Linked DNA regions of Mus musculus: region 2 is linked to region 1. A link is a loop called in an ENCODE intact Hi-C map of the cell type or tissue named here. Cell type or tissue: left cerebral cortex. All regions are shown on one strand. Links, peaks and the distances in the headings refer to the core of each region. The heading gives the core; the rest is flanking DNA.

What was found. Peaks named below come from ENCODE experiments on the same cell type or tissue, not always from the same donor. Only the 100,000 strongest peaks of a DNase experiment are listed, where the experiment ranks them.
Region 2: it touches region 1 in a loop (4-fold over the local background); 6 of 42 quality-filtered maps call a loop at or near these places.

Annotation. Positions count from the first base shown.
Region 1 is chr10:90,041,774-90,049,771 of GRCm38, reverse strand. It overlaps Anks1b (ankyrin repeat and sterile alpha motif domain containing 1B), which reads right to left. Exons shown (of 27, transcript NM_001359241.1): 3 at 7,070-7,226. Among named protein-coding and RNA genes, the nearest start is that of Anks1b, 170 kb to the right of the region's middle. In left cerebral cortex, for the core only: CTCF peaks have their summits at 4,027 (motif pointing left), 5,775 (motif pointing right) and 6,327 (motif pointing right); DNase peaks (open chromatin) are centred at 5,769 and 6,337.
Region 2 is chr10:89,742,014-89,750,011 of GRCm38, reverse strand. Uhrf1bp1l (UHRF1 (ICBP90) binding protein 1-like) reads right to left here and starts at 5,021. Exons shown (of 21, transcript NM_029166.2): 1 at 4,724-5,021. The coding sequence starts at 4,767. In left cerebral cortex, for the core only: a CTCF peak has its summit at 4,646 (motif pointing right); DNase peaks (open chromatin) are centred at 4,171, 4,566 and 5,032; H3K4me3 peaks cover 2,111 bases; H3K27ac peaks cover 1,200 bases.

The DNA.
Region 1 (7,998 bases), core at 2,031-7,030:
TAGGCATCAAACTCTAAACACAATAATTTAAAAGTTGGCATGTGTGTAGATGCGAATTTAAGCATAACCTATTTAGTGAGGAACATCTAAGTGGATTTTATATTTGATTAAAGTACACATCATCACTCATTGCATCAAAATCAAGTCTTAGTTTTACCACTCCAATATAAAAAAAAAAAAATCAGACTTCCCTGTATCACATAATCTGGCTTCCAAGAGTAATGGCTTAGCCACACAGGTCAGTGGCCCTGCTGGTCCAGAAGGCCAGCATTCCCTGCACTGAACTTACTTCTATGACATTTGTTAATAAGGAAGATTAATAGCAATTGTAAGACACTTTGAAGGACTGACTTTGTAGACTAGAGTTGAGATGATAAATTCCTGATGATGACAGACTTACAGAAAAGTTACCCCGATTGTTTCAACTTATTTTAAATAAATAGAAACCAGGGCTTTTTGCCACAAATACAATGAGTAACAAATCTGAAAACTTCTCTTCTTTGCAGAAAGACTGAAGACTCCTACCCCTAGGATAAGGTGATAGCATCCTTTTGAAAACACAGGTAAGAAACAGGCCTAGACCCACACCTAGGCAAGTCACCAAGAATATAGATTACTGCATTTGCAGCCTATAAGAATATCTATTGAAAAAAAAAAAAACAATGACATTTTCCTAGAACTTTAACAAGATTTAAAAAAAAAATTGAATTCAGTTACGAGGCACATCAAGCCATCAGACAATTTTGACAATTGGTGTGAGCAGATGGGGGTCTTGCTGTATCCAGAGGCGGCAGAGTCGGTTGGGAGAACTGTGAGCCAGAAGTGCTAACTGCACAAGTGAAAGAATCTCAATTAAGGCTCCAGAGGGAAAGATCAGCTGCCATTAGCACAGCCATCCTCACAGTGAATGCTCAACACCAGACAGAGTTCCATTTTATGTATTCACTCACGCAGCCCCCATTATAAGATGGGGGCTACCCCCATCACTATGCTTACCTGCTGGGTGAGGCAAGTAAGGCACTGAATAACTGAACAGTGGGTTTTCGGTTACGCAGTCATCCCGTGGTGTGTAAGGGTAGCATCAAGTTAGAGCTTGTGCTTTAAGCCTTGCCGTGTTTCCCAAAGCCTGTGGAACGGTAGAATCACCTCCCACGAGCAGCTAAGACTCACTTGACAGCTCACATTCTGCCAGTGCTCTAGCATCACCTGTAGAGCTGCTTTGGTCCCACTGAAGACAGTGATGGGAAGTGACATGTAGCTCAGGTTTTGAACCAAGTAGCCCAGACCCAATGTCTGAACTACTACCACATAGGACCTTCCAACATAGCAGTGGTACCTATTAAACACTCACCAAACAACTACAATTTTTTTACAAGCATTTCCTTATTAACTTTTACAGAAATCTTACATGTTTGGTATTAACATCTTTACTTCATGGGTAGGGAAGTTAAAATAAAAATTAAAAAAAAAAAGTCACACTACATCTAAGAAGATAAGGACCTTTTGGTACCTGACAAAACCTAAAGCCTAAGTTCTCGCTGCCTCCATCTGCCACTACGCTGACAAAGAAGCTCTGAAAGTATCTTCAAGTCTTCCAGAGATTTCACCCAAAGCTCACTGAACTAGGAGGAGCTGCCTCTTAGATATGGTAGCCCCTACTGAAACAAAAAGGAAAAAGACAATTTAAACTCAAGCACATCTTTACCTTGCAGGACAAACAAGCAAACAAACAAACCCCAAAACCAAAGTAAAACAAACAAAAAAAAGAAGGCCTGTGTTGGATCAAAGGAAAACACAAACCAGTACATTAAGCAGCTAGAAGAAAGATTTGAGAACCTAAAGAAGAGCCAAGGGGTGAGATGGCGTGCATGAGGAAGGGCTTCTTATTTTGTGTGTCTAGTATCAGTGCAGGACAATGGGAAGTTAAAAACAAACAAGCAAGCAAGCCCACTCTTTAAAGACAGTGGATGAAAGTTGGGGTCAGACAGGCAGGAGGGAATCCACCTGAAGATGTTTCTTGCATTGTTTGTACAAGAATTAACCTTGTGCTTCATTTAGATGTTTAATTAGATGTTTTACTTTCATTTCTGTCCCTGTTCATAAAGACCGACTACATATAGTCTCAGACTCCCTACTTTGTTAAATTTGAATGTTCTCCAAGCTTCATCAGAAGCCCAGGCTTATTACTCTAACACATAAAAAAAATGACATAAAAATATGCTCCCTGGCCAGTCCAATTTCCCCTTGGTCTAAAAAGGGCTAAATCCCATTTTTCAAACTGTAATATCTCTCTGAGAAAGAGAAAGGCCAATTATGAAGTAATGAGCCCTCAAAGATCTCTCTACTTTTCCACAGCCCTTAGCCTAGAGAATAGGAGGAAAATTGTAAGTCCTTCTAATAATACCAAATTAGTGCTGTTCAAATCTCAGGAGAAATTATCTCCATCATTAAAGACCTACTTAGGAGACAATGTTCACAGGTTTTTCATCCGCAATCAACACATGCTTGGGCTTTTATCAGCGGAGACCACACAACTGCAGTGTCTTTAAAAAGGCAAGATTACATATTTGTGTCAGGCTCGATAACGGTCCAAGAAAGAAACATGTAATTTTAAATGGGTAGACTATGAAGGTGTATTGATTAACAATCGCTAGTACATCTAGAGAAAACAGTCTTTGAAGGTTCTGAATTCTTCATTTTTAACCAAATAAGTAGCCTCTGACTACTACTACACCACTTACAGACAATGGATAACAGAAGGAAAACAGCTGACAAGCCCCATTTATCAAAAGACTTGAGTTCAAATACCAAAGACAACGTCCTTTGGAGACAAGGATTTTTGCCCCAGTAGTATATTAAAGAGAAAAATAAGGCCAGGGTAAGGGGGGGGTAAGATGGATGTACACAGAACACACAAAACATGCAAAGAACTAAAAATAATGCCATTCTTTCTTCATTGTTTCCACGTAGTACCAGAGTTTACCTTTCTTGTATTTATTTCTTTGTTCATCGTTTGCGACCAACTTCATATATGAGCAATGTACCCACCTACCCACACCCACCCTTCCCTCCCTGCTTTCCACTTCTCCCTGGCTGCCCCTCCCTACCAAATCCATTACCCCATTTAGCATTCCCTGTGTATTCCTGTGTCCATGTCCTTCCATGTTTTCTGCCATGATCCTCCTCTGCACCGAGGCTTTTGTACAGAATGGGATGGGGAACGGGATCCACCTGGAAGCCTTAGCACAGCCCTCATTCACAACTCACTAGATTCCTGAATGGTCGTTATCTTTATGTAAGAACGCTGTCCTCTCTATGACCACAAGGTGTGGTTCATATGCCAAAAGATATCAGGCAGGGTTTAAAAAAAAAATTAAAACACAAGACTGACCAAATTCTTTTCTAAAATGGACTCTGTACTATTTTTTATCTGGAAGTTTTATAAGCTCGGTAGGAAACCTGAGTTGATGTTACAGCATAAAAAAAACATGTTCTGCTAACTGGTGATATTAACGCTTATCGTATGTACCAACCAGTAATATCGAAATGGACAATCTCTGTTCCTTATGCTCAGCAAAGGTCTGAAATGTTAAATGGAAACTTCCAGAGCTACTTTGTAAGTTTTGAATCATGGGCTAATCTGAGCATGAGGAGGTCTTGAGCTGTTCCACTCCGTGTCTCTCCTGGCGGGAACACTTAATGATCATCTCATGTATCAGATCCAAGGTGCTACAGCAGAGCTTGCCTTTACACAATCCTTATGTCACTGAATGACCCAGAACACAAAAGGGATGCCCCAAACAAAAACGGTGGAGTGAGACACAGAAGGACAAACAGTCCCTGACACTACGCAGCAACACAGCAAATGTATGGTTAAAGCAGTAAATGGGATGTTATTTTAAAAAGAAGTCTGGGGCTGGAGCGATGGCTCAGTGATGAAGGGCACTCAGCTCTTCTGGAGTTTCTGAGTTCAATTCCCAGCAACCACATGGTGGCTCCTAATCATCTATCCTGGGATCTGATGCCCTCTTCTGGCATGCAGGCATACATGCATGCAAAATACTGTATACGTAATAAATAAACAAATCTTTTTTAAAAAAGAAGTCTGTTGACGATTCATAAACCGTGATATAAACATTGGCACTTTTCCCAAGTAACAATGAAGGCATTTTGAAGTGAAATTGCTTACAAATGCTTTCCCCAAAAAAATCTGAAGAGATGCATGGGAATATTAGGACAGAGGTTTCTACCTGGGGTACTGGACACCTGATGAGGGGACAACCATATATGAAGTCAAAGATCCTCTTCAGAAACAGTGGAACACTGACCAAAAGGCATAATTTCAATGCCATGCATGACTACGTAATTGGCTAAGGACCTTTTTAAACATTGATTCCATGTCTTAACAGATGCATCCATGTCTTAACAGAAGAAGATGGACATATTCTTCTTCTCTAAGGTCATGGCTTCATCCAGACAGCAGCCATAATAATCCCTACTTTACCAGGCTGTGATAGGAATCAGTAAGATAATGTTGATGCCGTGGCTTGCCTGTCACAGGAAACTGTAAGTAACAGGGTCTAGGAAGGCAGCATTAGTGTGTAAGACCCTGTACTCAGAGTTCAAGTCTCAGTTCGGGTCACCCAGAAGCATGCGACCCTAACCAATTTACTTAGCTTAACTGAACTCTGTTTTTCAGCTATAAAATAGGAAAGGTAATTTCACTTCCAATTATTAAGTAACATCGGGAATTAAGGAACACTGTGCAGGTGGAAGTACTTAGAACAATGACTGATTTCCCATAGTCATCATTAATGTTGATTTTCATTCCTCCTGCTACTGTTTAAATACATAAAAGTTTCTAATTAGATAAAAACATTTCTGTACCATTGTGGGGAGGGGGAGGGGAGAGCTAAAATTCAAGTTACTGCTATAAGAATAAAGTCTGCACTTCTGACTCTCTCAGGGGTATTGGTCTAAAATGGAAGGACAAATTTAGGATGAAAAGTCTTGAGATGGCACTGGAGGACAGCTCAATTGCTAGCTGCTGAGATGCTATGATGCTAAGGGCTAGGTGCTAAGATGCTAAGATGCTAAAGGTTAGATGCTAAGCCCCAGCCTCTCAACCCACATTAAAAAACAAAAAACAAACAAACAAACAAACAAACAAAAAACCAGGCATGATGGTACAGGCTTGTATTCTTAGTGCCGAGGGAGATCATCAGCCAGCCCGAAACTCTCATCAGTGAGCTCAGTTCCCAAACAAAGCAGGCGGTGGCTGAGGACTAACAGCTGCCTCAGGTTCTGCATGCACATTCATACAACTACATGTGCACTAGTGCACGCGCGCGCACACACACACACACACACACACACACACTGGTCTATACATTCTCACGCACATGCATGCACAGGCACAGACAGACACCACTACCACCAAAGCAGTCTTAAGAAGTGTTCAACTTGTTGACAACCAAACCACAGCACATGGTAATGGAAATGAAAAAGAGAATTTCTACTTCCAGTCTTCTTAAAAGGAATTTGTTCATAATTTGATTAATCTTCAATATTACCAAAAACAAGTGTTTCACACAAATACCAAGACACCATTTAAGACTTTCAGCTTTCAAATATAAATGTACACTGTATGTTTCTTATTTTAGTGTCATTTAAAAAACATCTTGTTTATGTAAATCAACAACCTTTTCTTTAACCTTGGGTTGTTTTTTCCACGTTGTTATTTCAGGTTGGCTGTGTGCCATGCTGACAATTTTAAGAATAACCACCAGATGGCTCATCCTGTAAATGCTGTAAGATCTGGTATCTCAGGAACAGAATAAAATTCTCACAAATTTCCTTTTAGCATGATATGATGATAAAGATAGCCATTTATCTGTCACTTTTAAAAATACTTGAATGCGTCCTGATTTGGAAAAATCTACATTTCTGCAACTATACAAACACAAAACTTTATTGTCATAAAAATTAATGAGATACTTTTCTGACAAATAAAATGCTCTTTGCTGATTGGCCTTTTCAACATTTCATTTGGGTGAATTTTTTTTTCTTTTACATTTGTTGTTTAAAGCTAGGGTTTCTTTTTATTCTTATTTACTCTTTATTTCAGGCAAAGGTCTGTGAAATCTATAGCTATTTGAACACTGTGGTAATTGCCCTTTAATTAGAAACTCTTGCCCTTCAGTGATCTATTTACATTGGTATTGGACAGCAGCCAACTGCAGCTGATACTATGGCTATAATTCAATTGCCGGACTGCACGCTGGTTTTCAAATATAGTTTTACAAAATGGGAACAGTAGGGGGCATTCGGAGCTCAAGGTGTCTGTTACACTGTATCACGAGGCCATATTTCCCTCTCTAAAAATGCACTCTTGTCTGTTCTAGTGCTCAGAACTGAATTCCTTTCTAAATCCGTTCACTGTTTGTAATACAGATATTATGTTCTTGTTACCATTCTGACTCTAGATAGCTAACATTATAATTCTCTGTGGTGCTCGGCTCACTCTACACATCTCTGTCTCACATGTGCATGTTTAGAAGAAAGTTTGAGACTAGAGAGACTAGAAACTGTGCACAGTGTATTTTACATCTCCCCCCACAAAAAAGTGTGTTAACTATGAAAATGCTATATAGATGGAAAACATGCAAATGATCGCTATAAACTTTACTTTAGCATTCATAATTTTATTAAAGGAACAATAATTCTCATACTAACATAGATATCATTCCATCTTTAAATATTCAATAGACTTAAAATGAATGTTCTATAAGGCAGGCAAAAATTTTACAATTACTTCCTATATGTGGGATTTTTTCTTTTTAACAGAAGATCTTTATACCAAATGTGCCTGTGCATGATACCAAAACCCACAGAGCCTGTGCATCATACCCAAATCCAAAGAACTGTGCATATTTCTCCTTTAGGAAATTCAGCAGTAGAATGATATTTTGGCAGAGTAAAGATAAAAGCGATCAGTTTTTCAATGTGGCTTTGCCTTTGCAAAACTTGAGAGTAAAATACAGCATGAGCAAGCATTCGGCGGGTGCACCTGTTCATTGACTCGGGAATGGGAAGGTCCGTGATGGATGAGGATCTTCACAATCTCCACGTCTCCTTTCCAGGCAGCCAGGTGAATGGGGAAGTAACCCTTGTTGTCTGCTACATTGGTGGATGCCTCGTACTGCAGCAGTTTGAGAACTATGTCCCTGAGGAAGAAGTAAACGAAAGGAAAGAAACAACAGAAAAGAAAACAGGCTGAACAACACAGACTTTATTAGACAGCTAGGGTCGTTTATTAGAGACTAGCTGGCATTTAAAACAGTCATTTGAGGCACTACAATTTAAAATTGGGATTAAGATCATTTTACTTAGAAAATACTCAAAGCCCTCCCAAGATACATGCAGGCATGCACACACACACACACACACACACACACACACTCATACACACATGCACAAATGGTTGTGTATATACCCAGATCATTAACTAACCAATAAAATTACTTAATAGAATGCATTTGGTACATATATACAATTTCGTTATAGCAATCAAAAGTTACATCATCAACTTGTTATGTTTCATGATAACGCGTGTCTGAAAGTTAACCTGAAGTAAAAGCTGACGCTATAAGCAAACTCCCTGGTTCCAGAAACTAAAGTTATCAAGTGCCAAGGTTAATTTAGGTGTTTTCTATATCACCTCTAGAGAGAACTAGGCTGAAGGAATTAAGATGTATACAAAAGAGAAATTTAGGTACGTGGGTAAGGGAGCTAATGATTATAGTACTAGATTACTATTAAAAGCCAGAATTTGGTAGCTGTACAGCAACAGCACATAACATGATTGAATATACGATCCATCCTGTCTTCCTCTTTCTCCCCGGAGCCCAGGAAGTGGTCCCCAGAATGAAATTCATCTAAGAGAGAATTTCCATCTCTGCTATAATCCCCAGTACAGCTCCCATGCTACCCGCAGAC
Region 2 (7,998 bases), core at 1,669-6,668, 300 kb after region 1:
TATGCACACAGATGTGGAGGCCAGACATTAACAGCTGATATCTTCTTCGCTCTCCTTTTTACCTTTGGGATAGACTGTCTCACTGAACACAGAACTCACCGATTCAGCTAGACTGGCAGGCCAGCTCCAGGAAACCTCCCAGCCTTCCCAGCCCTGGGATTAAAGACAGAAGCTGCTGCACAGGGTTCTATGTGGGTGGTAGGGATCTGAAAGAGGGTCCTCATGGTGGTGCAGCAGGCACCTCACCCACAAGCCTGCACTCACCCTTTCAAACTGTCCTTTCCCCTTAGTTTATGAAACAACTCACACTGAGACATTCAGGTTGTCTCTCCTATCTCCATCCTTGGAGCTGCCCTGGACCCAGAACCTTTCCAAATCTGGTTCTCCAAACACAGAGCAACAAACAGATACTAGGTTCTGAAGGATACAGCATCCTTCCAGTACATAAGTTACTCCAAGTCCATTTGCGGATGCTATATTTAGCCTTTAGATATTGTTCCTGGATCCAGACTCCACAAACAAGACTTCTATACTAACTATACTCTTCTGTTAGCTGGAATTACTTATTAGTAGTCAGCCACAACCCAGGTATGAAGTTCAGTTTCCTTAACACAGCAAACGAAGCCCATGAAAATCTAATTTAGCTAAGCCTATTATTGACACCAACATGAGCAGCAATCTCAATTCAAAATAATTCTCTCCATAGCCAGATCTTTGCCGTCTGTGATGGATTGAATGTGAACACTCCCAATGCTTGATCATCACTTGGTGGAACTATTTGGGAAGGATTAGGAAGTGTGGCCTTACTGGAAGAGGTGAGTCACTGGGGATGGGTGGGGCGGGCTTTGGGGTTTCAAAAGTCCATGTTATTCCCAGATGGCTTTCTTTCCTTGCCTCACACTTAAGCTCCAGTGTTCTGTCTGACTGCCTACTGTCATGCTCCCTGACTTGACAGCCACAGACTCATCCTATAGAAATGTAAGTCCCCGGCTAAATGATTTCTTTTATAAACTGCTTCGGCTGTCATGTCTCTTCACAGCAATAGAAAGGTAACTAAGACATCCTTCCACTCTTTGTCACGACAAACTAATCTATGAATAGCTAGAACTGGGCCATAAAATTTTTCTCTCCCAAGAATCTAAAACTTGGCAGGAAAGATCAGAGAGTAAGAGTCCTAACTCCAAAGTTGCACAATCAGCTGCAGTTTTATCCCCTAGGGAATTTTTGGAAATTCCTAGAAATACTAAACACCCCACACTGCACAGAGGAATCCTCTACAGCAAAGAACTGTCTAGTCTACTATCTGAAATTGACAGGCCTTGCTCTAAGATGAAGGCCCAGGGAAATTCAAAGAGTTTGCCTGTCTTCCACCTGTCTCAGGGTGTGTGGTCAGATCTTCCTCTGAATCTGTGACCCACCCAACAGCTTCAACTATATTTCCCTTTTTTACTTAAGTTGACACATTTCTATTGCCTGCAGACAAAATAACCATAGCCAGCAAAGCTATCGAGCTCCATCATTTGATACACATCTACATATTTGAAACCAGTTCCTCAGCCTTTCGGCTGCTGGCATCTGGGCCAGATGTGATTTCATATTAGAGGTCTGTGCTGGGTGTGCGTGATAGTGTTGGGCAGAATCCCCAGCCTCTACCTACCAGGTGACAACCTTCCAAGTCACAATAATCAAAACCATTGCCAAAGGAACAAAGTTCCAGTGGTTGACAACCATTGCTTCAAACAGGACAGAGACTCCACCCCATGAGGTACAGTCTACCAAGTGAACTCCTAATCTGCAGAAAAACCTGTGTATCATATACTATGTCCTGAGGCTAAGTGATGGGAGGCAAGTATTTGTGCTTGGATCTTTCATATCACTTTGCAGGTCCCAGCTTAATTAAATGTGTACCTTTTGTCCCTGCCTGTCTTCCGACTATCTCAGGTGTGTGGTCAGATCTTCAACAACTTCAACTACATTTTCCCTGCACATACACCTACACACATATGTACAGAGAGACACAGAGCAACAGATAAAAAGGTGTAATGGTGAAATGACAGGTAGTTCCTGCTCCATCTTCCTTTCTTATATATGAATGTTTTAAAGAACTTCTTATCCTCTTACGGGGTGCGGGGGCGGGGGGGGGGGGGGACGGATTCCCCTATAACCACCTTCAACACATACCCTGTGCTGACCTAAAAAAATCTGGGTAATTTCTTTCAAAGGCTTTTCATGTTTCATTTCCCCTAAAATATAACACTTCTAACCTCTTCCTGTCTCTCTTCACACACCCCAAAGTTGATTCAGATCAGTCAAGTCTACAAACTTCTCATTAAAGCAAGAGGCACTAAGGAAACAAACATTAGGCAAGAAACAGAGATGTTTCTTATAAGATGACTTATAATACTCAAACCAAGCAGCGCTTACTTAAAGCATAAAGCATATGTCAGTCTCTTATAAAACAGTTCCTCTTCCTCACTGGTCCAATATGCCAACGTCCAAAGTCCTGGCCAGCCTCCAGAATTGCCAGTTTCAATCTTAAGATCTCAACTTTCACTCAGTGTGACCATTCTATTTTTCTAGACAGACTTCTTCCTGGAAGAGTCCCTGCAGGAGAGCCTGGAAGAACTTGGGCATTTTCCTAATGTTTCCTCTCTCTGATGGTACAGGTTCCAACGCCCTCCCCCAGAGGATTCCACCATTCCAGGCTGGCCTCAGGCTCTACTGCCAAGGACAATCTAAATCTGACAGCTTCCAACTCCCAAGCGCTGAGACTACAGGAATCTGTCACCACACCCGCTTTATAAGGTATATAAGGTGTTAGGCACTGAACTCAGGGCAGCTTTCATGCTAGGCCAGCACTCTAACCCAGCCTGGGAAACTGAGTTCCAACTCACACATGGTGTGGTAGGTGAGCACCAGTTATCCTCAGATGTTCCATACATAGACTGGATCAGGCACATATGTGCACACTTGGATGTATACAGTAAATAAATAAAAATATAATAATCTTTAAAAAAAACTACAAATGGTTTCTCCATTTAAAAAGAAAGAAAATGCTATGTTTTAGAAACTTTCTGATTTAAAATGAAATGCTCATTACTATTTACCACACAGGTGTAAGAAATCAGGAAGATTATAATGTAATCCTAAGGGCTTAACTCTAAGTATGTGGGAGTTATCTATGTGGCAGAGTAAGCCATTACACGCCTGCTCTTAAGAGGTCTTCCCAAATGGACTTATACAAGAGAATTAAAGGATAATGCCCTAAGGCACTTATCGACTGAATTAGATTTTCTTTTGGGCATACAGAGTGGTACAGTATCATTATCCCTGGGAGAGAAAAGGGCAATAAAATCAGTGTCTATGGATCTGAATTTTCTTATGGCTCTTGAAATAGGCAAGGGCGAAGTGTATCTCATGAGTCAGACTCACCCTAAGTAATAAACATTATTCAAAATAAGATGACTCAGTATTGCACTATCTATATAATTAAAAAAAATCCAACAAAGCATGGTAGCACAGACCTGTAATCTCAGCACTCAGGAAGGTGAGGCAGGATGACACTGAACTTGAGGGTAGCCTGAGATTTATTTTCAGGACAGCCTGAGCTACTTAACCTGTTTAAATACACACACACACACACACACACACACACTCACTCTCTCTCTCTCTCTCTAATTAGTGATACTAAGAACCAAACACACGGTCACAAACTTTGCTATAGTTTGATACTTTATGTATACATACTGTGTGTATTAAATTTTATTCAATATAAAGATATAATGTCAGGAAAATATCTGCTGAATCATAGTATTGTTTTGTTCAATATGTTCTCAACTGTAATATATATATATGTATTACACACACACACACACATATCCAGAAAATGAAGACATGTTTACTATACAAGTCTATCATTAAACCTGAGAACGTTCCTTTAATCAGTTAAAAGCATTCATTAACTTACAAATAACAGAGGAGAGAAAGAGATCCTAACCAAGAGCTTTTAATTCTCTGTCACCAACTTGGAACAGGGTCCTACATTTAGCCTGTTTCTTGAGACAAATATGGAGAAGCCAAGAGCAGTAACAAACTGCCAGTTTACTGAGTCATGTTTCTGACTAAAACTGTGTTATGAAATGGAAAGAGTGACACGTCTGGGGTTTAAACACCAGGGACGTTAACTCCCTGAACTCAAGGGTCGCGGAACAAAATCGGAAAACTCTGCAGCAAGAACGAACGCGATGCGGGACTGAAAACGACTTCCACGGAGAACTGGCCGAAGCGGAGAAGTCCTGCTTAATTTCCCCTAAAACAAATCCGAACTGTGCAAACAAGCACACCCTCCCGTGCAGCGGAGCGGGGACGCCAGGTAGGGGGCACCGAGAACAATCCCAAGGTTAACGTTTCACTGGCACACACACACCCCAGTCCTCGGCTAACGGAGCCGCTCGGCTCCGAGCCCCGGGAGCTTCCGAGCCGGACCGGGTCCCAGCCCAACCCCATCCACCCAGCACCTGAGTGACGCCGGGGACGTCACCAGCCTCGGCGCAGGAGCGGCCCCCGGCGGAGGAGGAGACCCCGGCCCGCCGAGCCCCGCCGCCCTCCGCGTGACTCCGGAGGCCGGTCGGGGGCGCCAGCGGCACCGGCAGAGCCCGAACCTGCGACCTGGACCCGAGAACCGGCGGCCAGCGGACGGGACCGGCCCCGAGCGCTCGCTGACCTGGAGAGGTGCTTCAGGATCTGTTTCTTGATGATCCCAGCCATGGTGCCCGCCGGGCTGGAGCGCCGCTCTCTTGTCGCTCCTCACAGCCTCCTCACTTCGCGGCAGTCTTCTTTCGGTCCCGCCTCACCGGCCCGGAGGAGAAGCGCCGGAGAGATCACTCTCAGAAGAGACTCGAGGGCCTGGCCGAGGCCACAGCCGCCGCAGCCGCCGCCGAGAGCCCGAAGCATGACGCTCAGGCCGCCGCGGCCGCCGCCAGCGCCATCTTGGCTGCAGCATCACCTAAGAGACCGGGGGCGGGGAGAGGAGTCGGGGGGGCGGAGCGAGCTCGAGGTGGGCGGGACCTGTGGGAGTTCCGGGAATCTTCAGCCCTGCCTACTTCGGACTCCCACTAGGTCCTCCGCTGCCCTTTCCTAGTTGGTACTTGGGCTTTCATCTTTTCTTCATCCCTTTCATCTTGTCTGTGCCTCTCTCGCTGACATCCTAGTCTTGCTTCTTCATTTCCTCCGAACTCAACTTTCTGCTCTACAAGTAGCTCTGTTTATGTTATTCTTTTGGCCATTTCAGCTTTTTAATCTCAGTTTCTTTTACCAAGATCCTTCCCTTAGACTAACGGCTGTAATTTAATGTTTCCATTCGTTGGTCTAACCTTAAAGGAAGTAAAATTGACAGCATGTCATATTTAACCGAATATACCTAAAGACCTAGAAGTTAGAAAGTCTAGAGCCAGTGAGATGGCTCTCAGCCAGCAAGAGTACTTGTCAAGCAAGCTTGATGATCTGAACTTGATGACCAAACCACCATGAAGGAAAGAACTGCCCTTGAAAGTTATCCTCTGGACACACACACACATAGACACACTTAGTAGAAATTTTGAAATGGAATGCCCAAAATGAAGTCCTGGTTCTAATATTTTCTAGCTATGTTAACTTGGAAAGATTGTTTTCAGCTTTAGTTTCACTTCATGTATGAATGTGACTTTGGTCACACAAGGGGACGTCAGAGAACAGCCCTGGGTGTAGTGCCTCACTTTCTTCTATCTCTTCCTCAACAGCTACTTGTGTACTCCAGGTTACCTGGTTCCTAGGATCCTCTTGTTGGTCTCTTGTTGCCTCTCCCATATTGCCTAAAGAGTGCTGGGATTACAGACTTCTGGCTTCATGTGAATTCTGGAGACTCAAGTTCAAGTCCTGATGATTGAATGGCAAGTGTATTGTCTGCTAAGCCAGCTCTCTCAGCCGTTAACCTCACTTTTAATCATCTTTAAAATATAGTGTCTGCCCTTAGGGATGGTTTGGTAGGGGCCCTAGTAGGTACTGTTGGTGTGTCTGGGCCATATTGTCTGGCCACCTGTTGTAGAAGCAGGTTTTGAAAAAGATATAAATCACTAAAATATTTCATAAACAGGTGGGAGAGAGAGACAGTGTAGCCATTTGAGGTGGGAAGAAGCAGCATTAGAGTTCACAATGCTTGAAGCATGCCAGGGTAACAAGAATCTGCTAACACAAATACTGTGCAAGGATGAAAGCAATCTGAGCTGTTTGAAGGGAACCAAGCTGGGTGTAGTGACACATGGGTCTGTAATGTCAGCCCTTCGGGGACAGAGGCAGGAGGAGTGCTACAAGTCTGAGGTCACCATGATCTACTTAGCAACACCTTCTCTTGAAAAAATAAAAAAATAAAAATAACTACAAAGCCAAGATTTTATTACTTGGACATAGGATCCATAACAACTCATAAAAATGCCTGTCTTGGGACTGACTCCTACTTGGAAGCTGGCATGACAGTGATGGGTTGTACTTCAGAGCCTTACTAGACTAGCGAAGGCCGCCTGCAGCCAGCCAGGTCTTGTCCCTAGCTGGGTGACTCATTCCCAGTCTCTGCCCAGAACCCTGCTCCTCTCCGTCTCTGAGCTTCAGTAAGATAACATCCCTTGTCCCCAGTCTCTGATTCAGTAAGATAACATCCCTTATCCCCCGGCCCAACCCTTTTCTTCAGTTGACCTGAAGTTTCTTCTCTTAGAAATGATTAGGTGGAAATCAGCTGTATTTGCAGAGGAATAAATGTTAAAAGTAACATTTGATTGACAAACCAAACATAGGGTGTGGGGAGGGGCAAAGAAAGGCTAGCCAAACCTCCTGCTTCGCCCTGATTATGAACTATTAGGACAAACAAACATAGAGCAACAGAACACAAGGAAGTTCTTGAGGCTCGGACAGCCTCTGAGCACAGTACAGACTGGATAGTCTAGTGTACTTCAAACTGCCAACACCCACAGACACCTTTCTTCTGCCCTGGACTTCCTACAGAGTCATAATAACTCTAATACAGCAGCTCCCTGCCTTCATCATTTTAGCATAGGGGCTGGAGAGATGGCTCAGTGGTTAAGAGCACTGGCTCTTCTTCTACAGGAAGTGGGTTCAAATCCCAGCATCCACATGGTGACTCATACCTGTTTGTAACTCCAAGATCTGACACCCTCACACAGACATACATGCAGGCAAAACACCAATACACATTGTCTTAGTTAGGGTTTTACTGCTGTGAACAGACACCATGACCAAGGCAAGTCTTATAAAACACAACATTTAATTGGGGCTGGCTTACAGGTTCAGAGGTTCAATCCATTATCATCAAGGTGGGAGCATGGCAGCATCCAGGCTGTCATGGCACAGGCAGAGCTGAGAGTTCTATCTCTTCATCCAAAGTCTGCTAGTCTTCCCAGGCAACTAGGGTGAGGGTCTTAAGCCCACACCCACAGTGATACACCCATTCCAACAAGGCCACACCTCCAAATGGTGCTACTCCCTAGTCCAAGAATATACAAACCATGACACACATAAAAGTAAATTTTTAAAAATTTTAGTTTATATGTACTCATAGTACACACGAGTGTATGCAAAAGTTAGGGAAAAATTGGTGCAATTAATCTTTAGCATTTTAACTTTTTTGAGCCCTTTGATTATAAAACCATATATCCAAAAGGACACTTATATACCATTTATTTACTGGTTAGTTGAGATATATTAATTTGTATGAACATATAACCCACATGTCAAATCTAACTTGGCTATGGTATGCAAACTTAATTTTAAAGTTTAAAATGAGCCAAGCAGTGGTTGTGTGTGTCTTTAATCCCAGTACTATGGAGGCAGAGGAAAACAGAGCTCTGAGTTTGAGGCAAGTCTGGTCTCCAGAGCGAACTCCAACGTAGCCAGGGCCACACAGAGAAACCATGTCTCAAAGAGAGAGAGGACGAAAGAAAGAAAGGAAGG